2 separate regions of the Homo sapiens genome follow, and region 2 is linked to region 1. The links are chromatin loops, found by intact Hi-C in ENCODE. Cell type or tissue: OCI-LY7. All regions are shown on one strand.

Region 1 (8,000 bases):
AGGATGAAGTGTTTGAATTGCTGTTAAACAGGGAATTTGGCCCAGAAGCAGCCCATTTCCCGAGTGGTAGTTGGGGGTGGGGAAACTGTTGGTCTGAATAGGATGTACAGTTGGCTATACTGGGTGGGGTGGGGATCTGTGGGCCCAGTCCTCCTTCCCTTATGACTGGGCACCTAGCAGCAGGGTTGTGGGTCCGCTTTGTCTTGTCCAACTGTGAAAGTAGCAAGAATGGGAGCCTCTGCAAGGGGCTGCAGCTGCCTTCCAAGGAATTTCAGTGATATCTGGGAGTACAGAGGCTGAGTCATATTTTGGGATAGGATTGTGTTTTTATACCCGCAATGCAGGGTGTTGCCATAATATTAATCATTATTATGGTTAAAAACAAATAAACTCATCCTGCAGTTATGACAAATCTGTGTCTTGGCTCTTTCTTGCCCTTACATTGTCTTTCTTTTAGCTTCTGCCTTAAGAAACCAGAGTTTAACCCCATATAGCCAGAATAAGCAACTGTCTTTCTAACATCATTTCAGGAATACATGTTAAGTATCTAATTTTTAAAAATCTTCCATATTTATGTACTAAGACCTACAATACCATCCTGTCAAAATGCAAATGCTGCTTAAGCTTCATTAGTTACTTTGATCTTAATATTACTGGGCCATTAATATTGTTTCCTGAGAGAAGGAGATTGGGTGAAAGGAGAGACCACAAGGGTCCTGGACATCTGACCAGGGAGAGAGAGGCCACAGAAAGGATATAGAGGCACCAAAGACAAATCACCAACCTGTCAATTTTTCCATGGACCAGTTGTAGACACAGGTCATGGCTACAGCAGCAGGGGGTCTGTGATTGTGGAGAAAGGTAAGGAGGGAGGAGTAAAAGGAAGATTCACTGAAGTTTGAGGAGCCATTCCCTCAGCGTTGGCCTCAGGTTCTGGCTCTAGAGCAATAGACTCTGACCTTACAAAAGGAGAAAGATGCCTGCTTGTGTGTGTGGGCTGTTTCAGGTGGATCCCATGGGCCTTGGACAGTTTCTGTGGGTCAGGCCTTGGCTTCAGAGCCTTGAGTTCCTACAAAGTTGACAGAGGCTGAACCAGCTGGGGAACTGCTAGGTATCTGGCAGGAGCGGGAAGAGCCCATCAGGACTTGGGCTCAGTGAGAGACCTGAATACTGGGGCAAAGAGTGCCTTCAGAATGTAGCCCACTCTGTTAGCCTAGGTCCCCAACCTAATCTTACCTAGTGACCAAGAAATGCACTTTGCTCTTTTCTGGACCCCATTCTATCTTGACCAAATCAGAAAACAGGCTCATTGCTGCCCTACATATCTTTCACCCGGGCTTCGATGAAAGCAGATAAGCTAGGGTGGAGAGTCTCCAGTTATGGTCTCAGCAACCATCTTCCTGTCATTTTCTCCACCGCTTTCCTGCATGTACTGTCATTTGGGTTGTGGCAAAAATGGCATCTCCTCAGAGACTGTCTCTCACTCTCCTAGTTAGATAGCTTCTCCCATCTCCAGCCATATCACTTCACTCTGGTTATTGTCTTCATAGCACCTATCACCATCTCAAATTGTCATTTGGTTTGTTTTGTTGTTCATTATCTCTCCCATCTCCCTGTGCCATGCTGTGTGTGATTCATGAAGCAGGGGCTGACTGCATTTTGGTCCCCCAGTCTATCCCCTAAATCTGGCAGAATTGGGTAGGCCTCTTCTCTGCTCTGTATCCTGAGTACAACCTACATGTCCTCACTTTGTACCTTTGCTCAAAGTATTTTTCCTCTCTGGAATGTCCTCTTCCCTATCCACTGAATCCTTCTTGTCCTGAAATGCTGGATTTAAATCCCACCCCCTCCAGAAAGGCCTCCCTGATTACCTCAACTGACAGAGAGCTTTTCCTTCTCTGACTGCTACAGCCTTGACTGGGTTTGCTACATATTTTGCTATTTCTGTTTTCACTGTCTTATAGTCCTTTCCAATTTTTTCCCTTGCATTCGTCTTTTCTCTCCAGATTGATTGTGTCCACAATACTTTTGTCCTTCTGAAGAGGTCTAGCTCTTCTGTCTCACCTCAAGATAAAAATGGGGTTGTGGCCAGGTGCAGTGGCTCACACCTGTAATCTCAGCATTTTGGGAGACCGAGGCAGGCAGACAACTTGAGGTCAGGAGTTCGAGACCAGCCTGGCCAACATGGTGAAACCGCATCTCTACCAAAAAATACAAAAAATAGCTGGGTGTGGTGGCGTAAGCCTGTTGTCCCAGCTACTAGGGAGGCTGAGGTGGGAGAATCGCTTGAACCCAGGAGGCGGAGGTTGCAGTGAGCTGAGATGATGCCACTGGACTCTGGCTTGGGAGTGTAAAAACAAAATGAGTTTGGTTGTGTCCATCCAGTGGTACAGATGACATAGCAGGACACAGGAAATAGTTTCTCCTTGTGTGATCCAAGGGTCCTGAAGCAGCTCTCATTTAAATACAGATTCCCAGGCACCACCTCCGCAGCTTCAGAATGTGTTATCTAGGGTGGGGCTCTGAAATCTGCATTTTCTTTAAAATACACAAAGTTTGAGAACCAGCAATTTAGGGAGACCCGGTTTCATCCTGGGTCAACCACTAACCAGGTATGTGACTTTGCGTGGCTCACTTGTCTTCTCTGGGCTTCTGTTTTTTCATATCTAGGATGACGGGGTTGGGCAATGTGACCCCTCAATTCTAAAATTCAGCAAGTTTATGTTCTGTAAACTTCTGGAAGGTAAATTCCTTGGCCTACATGTCTTAGAATCTCTAGCATATTCAAGTATAGTACCTTAAATACAATAGGTGCTTAACAAACACCGGATGAATGAATGGATGGAATGAGTAGCTGGGAGGCAGGGTAAGGGGTGCTCACAGCAATTCAGAGACAATACTGCAGTGGAGCACAGTACAAAGGCCTGGGTTAGAATCCCAGTCTTTGCCAAGTTGTGTGGTCTCTTGAACTCTCCATTTTCCCATCTGTAAATTGGAGGTGTTACCTATTGCATCAGGCTGTTGCAGGACGAAATGAGTTAATGTCTACAAAAAGCTTAGCACAATGTCTGACACATAGTAAATACTTAATACCTTTATTTCTAATTAAGTCGCCCCAATGAGGAACAAATAATTGGCTTTCAATGAGGGAGAACTTGATTTTCAACCATATTCCAGACCTCCTGTCTTCCTCCCTTTCCCACTGGCCCATGGAGACCCTGACTATAAGGTTGGGCCTGGAAGACTGGCTGACCTGACAGCCAAAGCTGTAAGGACCTAAGATGTTCTATTATCTTACAGCATGGTGTAACTTATCCATGAACTGAGAGAAACAAATTGTCAAGGCATCATGAAGTTTATCATCAGGAGTATGGAAAGAGTACGAGGTTTGACGTGAGAATATCTGGGTTCAAGTGTTAGTTCTTGCAGAAAAACTTCCGTGACCTTACTGTACCTCCACCACCTGATTTGAGTCAGATGTCCCTTCTCTATGTTCTCACAGTGCCGACTATTTCCTTTATCATGATATTTGCCTTTTGTTCTTACTACCTGTGACTGTCACCTACAGTAGACTAAGCTTTTTGAGAGTGGGGACAATGTCTTGACCATCTCTGTATCCTGGACAAAGAACATATTGCCTGAGTGGAGCAGATGTTCAGGAAATGTTTGTAGAGCTCAATTCAAATGATGAACTGATATACTACTGAGCTCAGCAATTAACCTCTTTAGGCACTGTAAGAGGGAGACAAGAAACCCTTCTCTGATGTCTCGCCAATGTTATTGTGAGGCTCAAGCACTTTGTAACCAGTAAAAGAATCACTGTTATTGCCTTTCAGGCCTCTTCCCCTCCACCCCGGACCACCCCACCCCCACCCCCACCCCCACCCCACAGCCTTGCTGACCTTTACCTAAACCTATTTACCATCCCATTAGGACTCTACTTTCTGTTCTGTAGGCTATTTTATCAGCCAATCTGGAAAAGGAATCCATGCTAATGTGTTAATGGGTGTTAATTGGACGATATGTTTATATTTCAACAGGGAGTTTTTGAGCTTTAGGAGGAATGAGTAATAGTGGATTCCAGGTGCTTGGGCTTGGGAGAGCTCGGTTTTTGTTTTTGTTGTTGTTGTTAGGGAATCTCTTAAGCCATTTCTCAAGCTGCCCTGGTAGGGGGCCACCTACTTTTTGTCCACATTAGGCTTGTCATGCAGCACACACAGTGTATTTGCATGCAGGAAGTGCCTGAGGCCTCTAGGACCACATTGGGGGGTTCTGTCTTGCAAGAGATCCAATAGCACAAGGAAGCAGTCTGTAGCAATTTACCTGCTTCCTTCCTGAGTTTTGAGTCAGGGCCTGATGAGCTCTGTTCCAGGCTTGGAGATCAGACCTGGGGCCCAGAAAAGCCATTAGCCTGGAAAGATTATTTCTGTTAATCCTTCTAAGCAGCTCCTGAGGCTTTTCACATGCTCACAGAACAGCCTGGGGCCTTTGCTGGGGTCCAGTGTTAAACTACTTTGGAAAGAGTTGTAATTCCCAGTTAAAAGTTCCTCTGGTGCTATTAATGTTGAACAGAAATAAGTTTTGTGCCTGAAATATCAATGCCAAGGATTTTGCGTGTGTTGAGAATGAGGAGGGGAAGGTGAAGGGTTTACTGGCTGAGGCTGGTTTGAGTTTGCAGGTGTGGGCAGAGGTGGGGGTGGGAGGTGAGGGGAGTGCCTGCGTGGTCTGTGAGCATGAGTGTGTATTTTAAGCATGCATGCCCTGTATGCATGCTCTGTGACTTTGTCCCTTGGCTCTTTTCTGAATTGTCTGGTGTAGGAGCTGGTTATGAAAATAAATTGTTCTTTCTTACTGCCTTATGTGTAAAGCCACTGCCTAAGCTTCTCAGAACATTGTTCTTGATTGTGTTGAGGCCTGACAAACCTAGGGCATGATAGAATGCCATTCTTGTCTCAGTGTTCTCCCATCAGAATGTGGGGTCCTTGGATAAATTTTGGGAAAGTGACCTGAGAGAGGTTGGACCAGTGGATCTGAACTTGCTAGAGGCTGGTTGTCTTGTGGCTGGTAGATTACCATGGGGCTTGCCTGCCATTTTTATTCCTCTGCTTCTTGCCCACATCTCCAGAGGAAGGGTAAAAGAGGGAAAGAATTGAACCTCACCTACCTTAGTGAGAAAATGCCTTGTTTCCCAGCTTTTGTGTGGTCAGTGGCAGCCTCTGCCACCAGGTTCCCCTGTATTTCAGTCCCTGACAGGTAGCTGATGAAGCCTCCACTCTTGAGTATTAGAATTTAACTCTTTCTCTGTAATAGACTCAGATGGGCCTATTCTCTGAATGAGGCTGGTTTGCTCATTCAGAGAATTTTTCAGAGAATTCAGAGAACATTGTAGGTACCAGTGTTGCTCACGGGGCAAAAGGTGATTGATTGATGACTTGCTGAGCACTGCTGGCAGCTGGGGTGGGGTGGAGAGCAGGCTGACAGGTCCAGGATCTCTTTAGGATGAAAATAGAAGTTGCCAAGTGAGAATCTGTAGGCTAAATTCAGCACTCACACCCTATGTGACCTGAACAATATTTTAAAACATTTTGACTTGGTTGCCCACATTTAAAAATCCAGAAAGTTGAAAATGGTAGGATGAGAAAACACTGGGTAAGTTGCCGGCTTGGCAACAATTAGTTATGCTGAGTAGTGGCTGCCACACTGGGGCAGGATCTGTGCCCAGGGATACTCTCCGGCTTGCCACAGTCCCTCACCATTGCCTGTTGTATTATACACTGCACGCTTTCCTTGTTTAGAGTATCTGTCTGCCTCCTGTAGGCCACTTTGTGATCCCCAGACTATCAATACTCATCATGGTGGCATAGGCCCTAGGGAGAGATTTTGCTGTAAGGGATGGGACACGAGCTGAGCAGCAGGGTCTGAAAAAAGCAGGAAGCCTGAGAGAGGAAGCCCGGGGTCCCCACTGGGCAGCCTGTCATGCAGAGACATCATAGCAATAAGGGAGCCTGAAATTCAGCAGCCTGTGAAAACCCAGCCAGGAAGCACTGAAGGCAGTGAGCTAAGTTAGTAGGAGGATACAGCCAGGCTATCTCAGGCCAAGTGACCACGCCATAGTCTTCCTTAAACCCTCAATGACTTCCCGTTGTTCTTAGGATAAAGAGCAAACAGCCTTACCATGGTCAATAAGGTGCTGCATGGTTTGGCCTGACGAGATTGAGCTTTATTTTGAGCTCTGTGCTCTTGGAAAAGTAGCAACAGTCAAGAAAACCCCCTACTGTTTTGTGATGCTTTTGTGTTCCAAGAAGCTAACTGCAAAGGACCATCCCACCCTCATAAATGGCAAGACAAAACCCACCTCCACCCTTTTTCAATGACTCAGATAAGATCCACCCTAAGTTTTCTCCCTCTTAATGAACATTCTCCCTCCCTGTTACAATAGCTCAAATAAAATCATCTCCTTGGTTGTCTGTTGCATTTTATTCTTCACAGTTTTGGTGCCATGACTTAGAAGGAATTGGACCTCACCTTCAGATCACATCACCCAGGTAACAAGATCTGTCAGAGCCCTTTGTGTTCCTCTCCTGACTAGTGATCTGGGGACCCAATGGTGAGTCCAGTTCTTGCTCCTGTGGTTTGGGCTCTTGTTTATTGGTAGATCCATAAAGATTTGATTTTGATTCTTTTTGAATACTTGCTTGATTTCTGGTGCTGGCTTGTTTTGGTTGCATGATCTGACCATTCAGTGATCTCTGTCTTTCCCAACAGAGACAAGGTTTATAGAGACCTTGTCTCTGTTGGGTGAAAGATGACAGTATCTGGTTTGTTAGTCTACTTATCTCTTTTGAGCTTAAATCAATTAAGAATTCCATGATCTGCTGGGCACGGTGGCTCATGCCTGTAATCCTAGCACTTTGGGAGGCTGGGGCGGGAGGATCACCTGAGGTCAGGAGTTTGAGACTAGCCTGGCCAACATGGTGAAACTCTGTCTCTACTAAAAATGCAAAAATTAGCTGGGCGTGGTGGCATGTACCTGTAGTCCCAACTACATGGGAGGCTGAGGCAGGAGAATCCCTTGAACCCAGGAGTCGGAGGTTGCAGTGAGCCGAGATTGTACCACTGCACTCTAGCCCTGGGTGACAGAGCGAGACTTCATCTAAAAAAAAAAAAAAAAGAATTCCATGACCATCAGGAAGAGAACAGCTCTTTGATACAGATAAATGGGTTTTGTAATTCTATGTTTCCATTTGACCCTTGGCTGAAATTTTAGAATTAAAGCTATAAGCTATCCATTTGTATGCTTATACACAATTCAGAAAGAACTTTACCTTTCATTGTGTGAGTGTGGGATTTTTTTATTACTATTATTATACTTTAAGTTTTAGGGTACATGTGCAAAATGTGCAGGTTTGTTACATATGTATACATGTGCCATGTTGGTGTGCTGCACCCATTAACTCGTCATTTAGCATTAGGTATATCTCCTAATGCTATCCCTCCCCCCACCCCCCGCCCCACAACAGTCCCCGGTGTGTGATGTTCCCCTTCCTGTGTCCATGTGTTCTCATTGTTCAATTCCCACCTATGAGTGAGAACATGCGGTGTTTGGTTTTTTGTCCTTGCGATAGTTTGCTGAAAATGATGGTTTCCAGTTTCATCCATGTCCCTACAAAGGACATGAGCTCATCATTTTTTATGGCTGCATAGTATTCCATGGTGTATATGTACCACATTTTCTTAATCCAGTCTATCATTGTTGGACATTTAGGTTGGTTCCAAGTCTTTGCTATTGTGAATGGTGCCGCTATAAACATACGTGTGCATGTGTCTTTATAGCAGCATGATTTATAATCCTTTGGGTGTATACCCTGTAATGGGATGGCTGGGTCAAATGGTATTTCTAGTTCTAGATCCCTGAGGAATTGGAGTGTGGGATATTTACCTACCTTTGGATGGTATTACCAAATTAGATTTTAAAATCTCTTACAGGAGCTTTATTCGGA
Region 2 (8,000 bases), 870 kb after region 1:
CAAAGCTATCAGACAGGCAGATTTAAGTCTGCAGAGGTTTCTGCTGCCTTTTGTTCAGCTATGCCCTGCCCGCAGAGGTGGAGTCTAGAGAGGCAGGCAGGCCTCCTTGAGCTGCGGTGGGCTCCACCCAGTTCAAGCTTCCCAGTGGCTTTGTTTACCTACTCAAGCCTCAGCAATGGCATGCACACCTCCCCCAACCTCACTGCCACCTTGCCGTTCGATCTCAGACTGCTGTGCTAGCTATGAGTGAGGCTCCGTGGGCATGGGACCCTCCAAGCCAGGCACGGGATATAATCTCCTGGTGTGCCGTTTGCTAAGACTGTTGGAAAAGTGCAGTATTAAGGTTGGAGTGACCCAATTTTCCAGGTGCCATCTGTCACACCTTCCCTTGGCTAGGAAATGGAACTCCCTGACCCCTTGCACTTCCTGGGTGAGGTGATGCCTCACCCTGCTTTGGCTTATGCTCATTGGGTTGCACCCACTGTCCTGCACCCACTGTCCAACAAACCTCAGTGAGATGAACCTGGTACCTCAATTGGAAATGCAGAAATCACCCATCTTCTGTGTCACTCCTGCTGGGAGCTGTAGACTGGAGCTGTTCCTATTCGGCCATCTTGGAACCTCCTCCTATATTGGGATTTATCTCTGAGATGCAAGGAATGTGCAACATACAAAAATTGTCAATGTCGAGGGTTGTTGAACATAATGGTGGAGTAAAAGGCTGCGCTGAATGTCCTCACTGCAAAGAAACAAATTTGACAACTATCTACACACACACACACACACACACACACAACCTTCATAAAAACTAAGTTATTAGGTGAGCTTTCGTAGTACTAAGTTTTAACTTCATATCAATGAAAGAGGTACTAAAGAGGTAGCAAAACAGTCTTGAATTGCAAATGCCACATCTCCCTCAAACCCCAGCAGCAGTGGCATGGTGTAGAAAGGACTTCTGGACACTTTAGGAGAGAGAGATCAGCAATTTTGATGTGTTTAACTCAGTGCTGTGCTGTTAGAGCAAAAATGAAAACAGGATCAAACTCAGCTGACACCCACCCACAGAAGGAGCATATAAACAAGCCCTAACTAGAAAGAAATTACCAGATCCAGTGGTTAGAGCTTGAGTTTCGGAAAGCCTCACCACCGAGGGATAAAATACTCTGGGTCTCTAAGAAACCTGAAAGGCAGTCTAGACCATAGTTACTTCAACTCTTAGGTGAGCCCCATGGTTGAACTGAGCCCAGATACAGTGAACAAGGAGAGGGGTTACACAACCTAGTGGGGCACCAGCTGTGGCAGCTAAGAAAGTGATGGAAGTACCCTTTCCCTAGCCCCAGACGGCATAGCTTGTGGCTTCAAAAGAGATCTCTTCTTTTCACTTGAGGAGAGGAGAGGGAAGAGTGGGGGAGGACTTTGTCTTACATCTTGGATACAATCAGCCACAGCACAATAGTGCACTGGTCAGAGTTGTGAGGTTCTAGGCCCTAGTTCTTGGATTACATTTCTAGACAAATTGTGGCCCAGAGGGAAACCCAAAATCTTGAAGGAAAAACCCCATTTCTGGAAGCATTCATCACTTGCTAACTGAGGAGAACTTGGACCCTGAAAAACTAACAGCAATACATGGGCACTTCATTGAGGACCTTAAGTGAGCCTCTTAGACTTGCTGGTTTTAAGTGAGACTTAGTAGATTCTTAGTTGCTGTGACCATAGGGTAAAACTCTTTCTAATTGAGAAAAGTAGAGAAAAAAGTAAAGGGAACTTTGTCTTACAACTTAGGTACCAGCTTGGCTACAGGGGGTAGAGCACCACGTGGGCTCTTGGGGTATCTGATTCCAGGATTTGGATCTTGTCTGGCATTTCTGGACCTGCCCTGGGCCAGAGGGGAACACATTGCCCTGAAAACTGAATCCCAGGAAAAGCAGCCTTCATCACAAGCTGATATCAAAAGCCCTTGGGGCTTAAGAAAACATTGGCCATTGTCTGGCAGCTCTCCACATGGCCTGTGGTGGTGGTAGCTAAGAAGTGAAGCTTCTCTGCCTTTGGTAAACAGAGGAAAGAATGGGAAGAATTGCATCTTGTGTTTTGAGTGCCAGCTCAGGTTAAGTAAAACAGATCATCAGATAGGACTCTAATATTTTTCACTGTAGACCCTGACTACCAGAGAGCATCTCTGGACCAACTAAAGAAATGGGGGAACTCACTGCCCTGAAGGAAAAGACATAGGCCTGGTTGGCCTTGGCACCTACTGATTGTAGAGGCCCAGGACCTTGAGCAAACATAGAGAGTAGTCAGCAAGTGTTAACAGCATGCCTTGGTCAAGACACAGTGCTGTGCTGGCTTAAGGTCCAACTCAAAATTGTCATAGTGGTGGCGGCCACAGGGATGCTTATGTCATTTTACTCCCAGCTTAAAGTGGTTCAGAACTGAGAGAAAGACTACATTTTGGGGGGAGAAAATAAGGGAAGAGAACAAATATCTCTGCCTGGTAATCCAAATAATTCTCCTGGAACTTGTCCCAAATCATCATGATGGTACCTCTATGAGTCTGTATAACCACAATGTTACTGGACTTGGGTTACTCCCTAAAGCAGATACAGCTTAGATCACAATATTGTAGTCCTTTTGAATATCTGAAAAGTCATCTGAAAAAGGACAGATACAAACAATCCCATGCCATAAACACTATTATAAATACCTAACTCTTCAGTGGCCAGGCACCAAAGAACATCTACTAGCAGCATTGATACAGGAGATAGAAAGACATTATTTAGGCAGATAGTGAGGGCAAATGAGTATTCAGCAGAACTTCCCTTCTAGCTAAAAGCAGCTCAGAAAAATTTTTTTTTTCTAACAACAAAGAACAGCCTGAAAGATCGAGCTGCAAACATATATAAGAAAGCTGGAAGTTTACATGAGGAAATGCTGGCAGCTGTGCCATTAGAAAAGGGCTACCTGGAGGCCAGGCATGTCCACCATGGAAGTTTCACCTTCCTTTTTTTTGTTAGCACATGTACAATAAGAAGGAAATGGGAAACATGGAGAAGCTCAGGCAGAGAACCCAATTGCATAATAAAATATTGGCGTGAGGACTGCCAGAGATTCCCACCCTATGCAGATGGCACATCTGATTATGACCAGTTTTTCACACCCTGTGTAGATAAGACACCACCACCCCACTGGCTCATCTATAAAACAGCCTGCATTTAACAGTGGATCAGCAGCTCATTTTTCCAGGACCCCTCTCTGTAGTAGATAGCTATTATCTTCATTTTGTCTATTAAATTTCTGTTCTTAACCTCACTCTTTGTGTGTTTGCATCCTTGATCTTGTGGCCGTGAGACAATGAACCTCAGAAAAGAGATGAAATCCCCTCTGGGCCATGGTTTGTCTATAAATGTCACCCCAAATAATTAGGCAACTTCCTTGTGGGGGATTGCCAAGGACCCAATTTAGGTTCATTGAAAGAGTGAATATAGGAGCCGGGCCCAACTCTCTACTTTTACTTCCAGGGTCTCCTCTCCTCAATTTTAAAATCAAGCAAAAAATGAAAACAAAAAGCAAAAAACAAAAAAACAGGTATCAGTCAGCCACCTAGATGTGGTTAGTGCAGCTGTTGGTCTAAAGAAATAGATGGCAGGCTTGCTGGGGAGAACATAGCTTATTCCCCAGAACCCTCAGGGTGCTGTGAATGTTGGCTTTGTTTTGAACCAGTTTTCCTTCACAGAGAGCCTAGCCATTGCATAGGTCTGGAAGAGGTCTAGAGGCAAATGACAGTTTCTGGCCGGGGCCACACCCCAGTGTTAAGTGAAGGCTTCTGGACCAACTCGAGCTCCTCACAGCTCATTGGGCTTTGGCAACAGGATCTCCAAGCTTCACAATAAGATCTCTGAGCTTTTACTACTGCAATTTCCTTCTTTTATTTCAGTGACTGTGTCTCCTATCCCCTCTCTGTATGCAATGCTGTGGGAATTTTTACAGTTCAGAGAAATAATTCTGTTATACAGGATCAACAAATGCCATAGTAACTTGGAACACAGCTCAAGTGATTGACGTTTTTGTGATTTTCTAGGAAAAGAGTGCCCCCACATCCCCAGGAACATTTCTTTCTCTCTCTCTTTTGTCTAGAGAGCACATGGATACAAAGCTACTGCCTGGTATTTTAAGGTCTACAGCGCCACCTCGTGGAATATGAATCCTGTCCATGAGGGATCTTGTCAGTGCTGAAAACCTCTAGTTTCCCAATTCTCCCTTTTTATGCCCCTCTACTAGAGATCAGGCTTTATGCCTCTTCTGTGAATTGGGAAACTCAACAACGAGAAGAAAATTGTCCTCCATAACCACATTTATCCTCAATACTGTCTACATCTTCAGGAAAACAGCCATTTGGTCCCTAAGTTCTTTTAAGACAACTATTCTTCATCCAATTAAAATGGTACTCACATAGTAAGGTGATTTTATGTCTGGAAATTAACCAGACATAAATTTCCCTTACTAAATAAATCCAGGACATAATAGCAGAATATAGAGCTCAACTCAATAATTTTCCTCCATTAAGGGGTCTTGCCCAGATGTAATTGTTATGTAGTCTTTCTCAAAATCTACCTCTCAGGGAGCCATGCAGATCACACAAGTCTAGGAAATCGAAGGGAAATCACCAGTGGAGGACTAGAGTTGAATGGGGAAGCATGACTAATCCTACCTCCCAGCTCTTCCAGATTCATACTTGCGGGTCATCCCTGCATCCATTGTGGCACCTTTAATAGATGCTGGGGCCCAAGGAACCAAAGAGGAAAATCAACAGGGGAGATGCTCCCACTGTCTTTCCCTCCACCCTGGGCTATTCCAAAGTGAAGAAGGAGCAGAGGGTTGCCTCTCTATTTTTCTAGATGAGTAACAGACAATCTTTGGCCTGCACTTCTCTCAAGTGTGTTCTGAAGCACTGAAACTCCTTTGAACCCAAGACTTTGAAGACAAAGCAGCTTATTTCCTTTTGCACAAGGACGTGGCCTTCTTATCAACTTGGGGCTGAATAGACCTGTTCCAGTGAGAGAAGCCTTGATTTTAATACTATCCAACAATTAGATCTTTTCTGTAGACAGGACAGCAAATCATCCAAGGTCCCCTATGTAGAGGCTTTATTTGTCCTGTGAGACAACCCAGACCTTTGCAAGCTTACACAATTGACCCAACTCTTTTAGAAGTCATAGCAGGAAGGCCCAAATGGAATGATTCCCCAAAACTAGAAAAAAAAATTTCAGGGCAACCATCTGAGGAAGCTATCGAGTGCCTTGGCTTTCTTATCCACCTTACTCAGGGTATTCTCCAACTACACCATCAGCTTCTCCAGTTCCATCACCTCCAAAAGTCCCCATTCCCCTAGCTTCACTCTTATCCCTACAGGTAATGCCCAATGAAAGTTATGCCACTAATGGCTGGGCATGATGGCTCATGTCTGTAATCCCAGCACTTTTGAGGCTGAAGCGGGTGGATCACCTGAGGTCAGGAGTTTGAGACCAGCCTGGCCAACATAGTGAAACCCCATCTCTATGAAAAATACAAAAATTAGCTGCGTGTGATGGCAGGCATCTGTAACCCCAGCTACTCGGGAGGCTGAGGTAGGAAAATTGCTTGAACTAGGGAGGCAGAGGTTACAGTGAGCTGAGATTGTGCCACTGCACTCCAGTCTGGGCAACAGAGTGAGACTCCATCTCAAAAATAAAAAACTGAAAAAAAAGAAAGTTATGCCACTAGGGTTCATTATCCTTTCTCATTATAGCACCTTAGGCAAATAAGGGAGGAGACTTGGACTGATTTTCTGATGACCTTGATAGATATATAGATTCCAAAATTTAACTCAGGTGTTTGACTTCACATGGAGAGATGTTATGCTGCTCCTAAGCCAATCCCTAACCACTGATGAAAAACAGGCAGCCCTGCAGGCAGCAGAGAAGTTCAGAGATGAGCAATATGTCTCCTATAGCAGGTCAAAAAGGAAAAGAGGAGATAGGAAAGGTGAAAAAATATGGGAACCATCATCCCCAGTAGGAAGAGAGGCAGTATCTCTTGATAATCCTGATTGAAATCTCAATGACTCAATAGTTGAATAAAAAAATAAACACTTTTTAAGGTGCATATTATAGGGCTTATGAAGAACTAGGGGCAAACTTTTTAATTACTTTAAACTGTCTATGATAGAACAAAAGCCAGTTGAGAATCCCTCAGCCATTATAAAAAGGCTCAGAGAGGCACTAATGAAACACACCTCTTTATCTCCTGATTCAGTAAAGTGACAGCTAATATTTAAGAACAAGTTTATTACACAGCCAGCTCCTGATATTAGAAGGAAACTGCATAAACAGTCTATACAACCAGATAGCATCTTGGAAAATCTCTTGAGGGTGACCACCTCAGTCTTTTATAATAGGGACCAGGAGGAGGCCCAAGAAAAGGAGAGGAAACACAAGTGAGGGACAGACACTCTATGGTTGCTTTGCAGGCTAGCAAAGTCCAGGATCCCCAAGGTGCATCTGCTAATTGCTACTGGTGTGGCAACTCAGGACACTTTAAAAAGTAGTGCCTAGGAAGCAAGAAGAAGCCACTTTGACCCTGTCCAGCCTGTGGTGGGGACGAGTGGAGATTAGACTGCCTGCAGAGATGGAGGTCACTGTGTCCAGAACCAGTCTCATAGATGGTCCAGAAAGACTGATGGGTCCCAGGGCTCAAACCCCTAGCTCCAATGGCTCAAACTGCCATTAATGCTAAGGACGCCCAGGTCTCTGGAAATTGAAGAAAAGAGGGTGGAACCCCTTCTAGATACATGAGCAAATCTCTCTCTTCTCTCCAATCCAGGCCCCCCATCTTTCCATAGCATGACTCTGATGGGTGTCTCAGGAGAAATTTTAACACAATATTTTTCTCAACACCTTAGTCATAGTTGGGGGGACCATGCCTTCTTAATCATGCCTGAAAGTTCCACTCCCTTATGAAGTAGAGACATTTTAGCTTGCATGGGGGCCAGCATCTTTATGGCCCCAGGACAAACTCTTTGTCTCCCCCAGTGGAAGCTAATATTAATCCAGAAGTGTGGGCAACCCAAGGAAGAATAAGTTGAGCTGTAAACACTAGGCCAGTCCAAATCCATCATAAGGATCCCACTTCTTTTAATAACCAGAGACAATATTTCCTAATGTCAGAGGCTAGAAAGGGGCTAGAAACCATTGTGAAAAACCTGAAAATGCAGAGTCATCTTAAATCCTGTAGCAGCTTCTGCAACACAACAATATTAGAAGTGCAAAACCCAATGGGGAATGGAGACTAGTTCAGGACCTTTGTCTCATTAATGAGACCATTCTTCTGGTGGTTCTTAATTCCTATACCTTGCTGACTCAAATACCTGAGGGAAGAAAGTGGTTCACAGTCCTAGATCTAAAGGATGCCCTTTTCAGTATACCATTATATCCTCATTCTCAATACCCATTTGTTTTGAAGATCCCTCTGGCCAAACTGCCCAGACAACATGAACAACTGCCTCAGGGATTTCCAGATAGTCCTCACTTGTTTGGACAGGAACTGTCAAATAATCTCTCTGAGTTTTCCCATCCTCAGGTCAGGGGTTTACAATATGTAGATGACATTCTGTTCTGTCATCTGTTCTGTTCAGTTCCCTAACTGAAGAAGCTTCTCAGGAAGGCACTGAAGTTCCTAATTTCTTAAATAACAGAGGATATGAGGTTTCAAAATCCAAGGCCCAGCTTTGCCAAACCTCAGTGTTTGGGTTTAGTATTGTCTGAAAGAACCAGAGCATTGGGGAAATAAAAGACTAAACCCATTTTCTCTTTCCCCTTTCCTAAAACCATCAAGCAACTGAGAGAATTTTGGGGCATTACAGGGTTTTGCAGACTATGGATACCTGAGTATGGTTAGATACCTTGCCCCTTATATCACCTCATGAAAGAAACTCAAGTGGCTAAATCTCAATTCCTAACCTGGAAACC

Evidence for each region. Peaks named below come from ENCODE experiments on the same cell type or tissue, not always from the same donor. Only the 100,000 strongest peaks of a DNase experiment are listed, where the experiment ranks them.
Region 2: it touches region 1 in a loop (4-fold over the local background); 1 of 110 quality-filtered maps calls a loop at or near these places.

The regions. Positions count from the first base shown.
Region 1 is chrX:77,419,304-77,427,303 of GRCh38, reverse strand. No RefSeq gene overlaps it. Among named protein-coding and RNA genes, the nearest start is that of FGF16, 24 kb to the left of the region's middle. RefSeq lists enhancers at 3,385-4,242, 4,243-5,100. In OCI-LY7, no CTCF peak of the experiment used is centred here; a DNase peak (open chromatin) is centred at 4,263; H3K27ac peaks cover 734 bases.
Region 2 is chrX:76,552,180-76,560,179 of GRCh38, reverse strand. No RefSeq gene overlaps it. Among named protein-coding and RNA genes, the nearest start is that of MAGEE1, 130 kb to the right of the region's middle. In OCI-LY7, CTCF peaks have their summits at 3,977 and 4,177 (motif pointing left); a DNase peak (open chromatin) is centred at 4,189.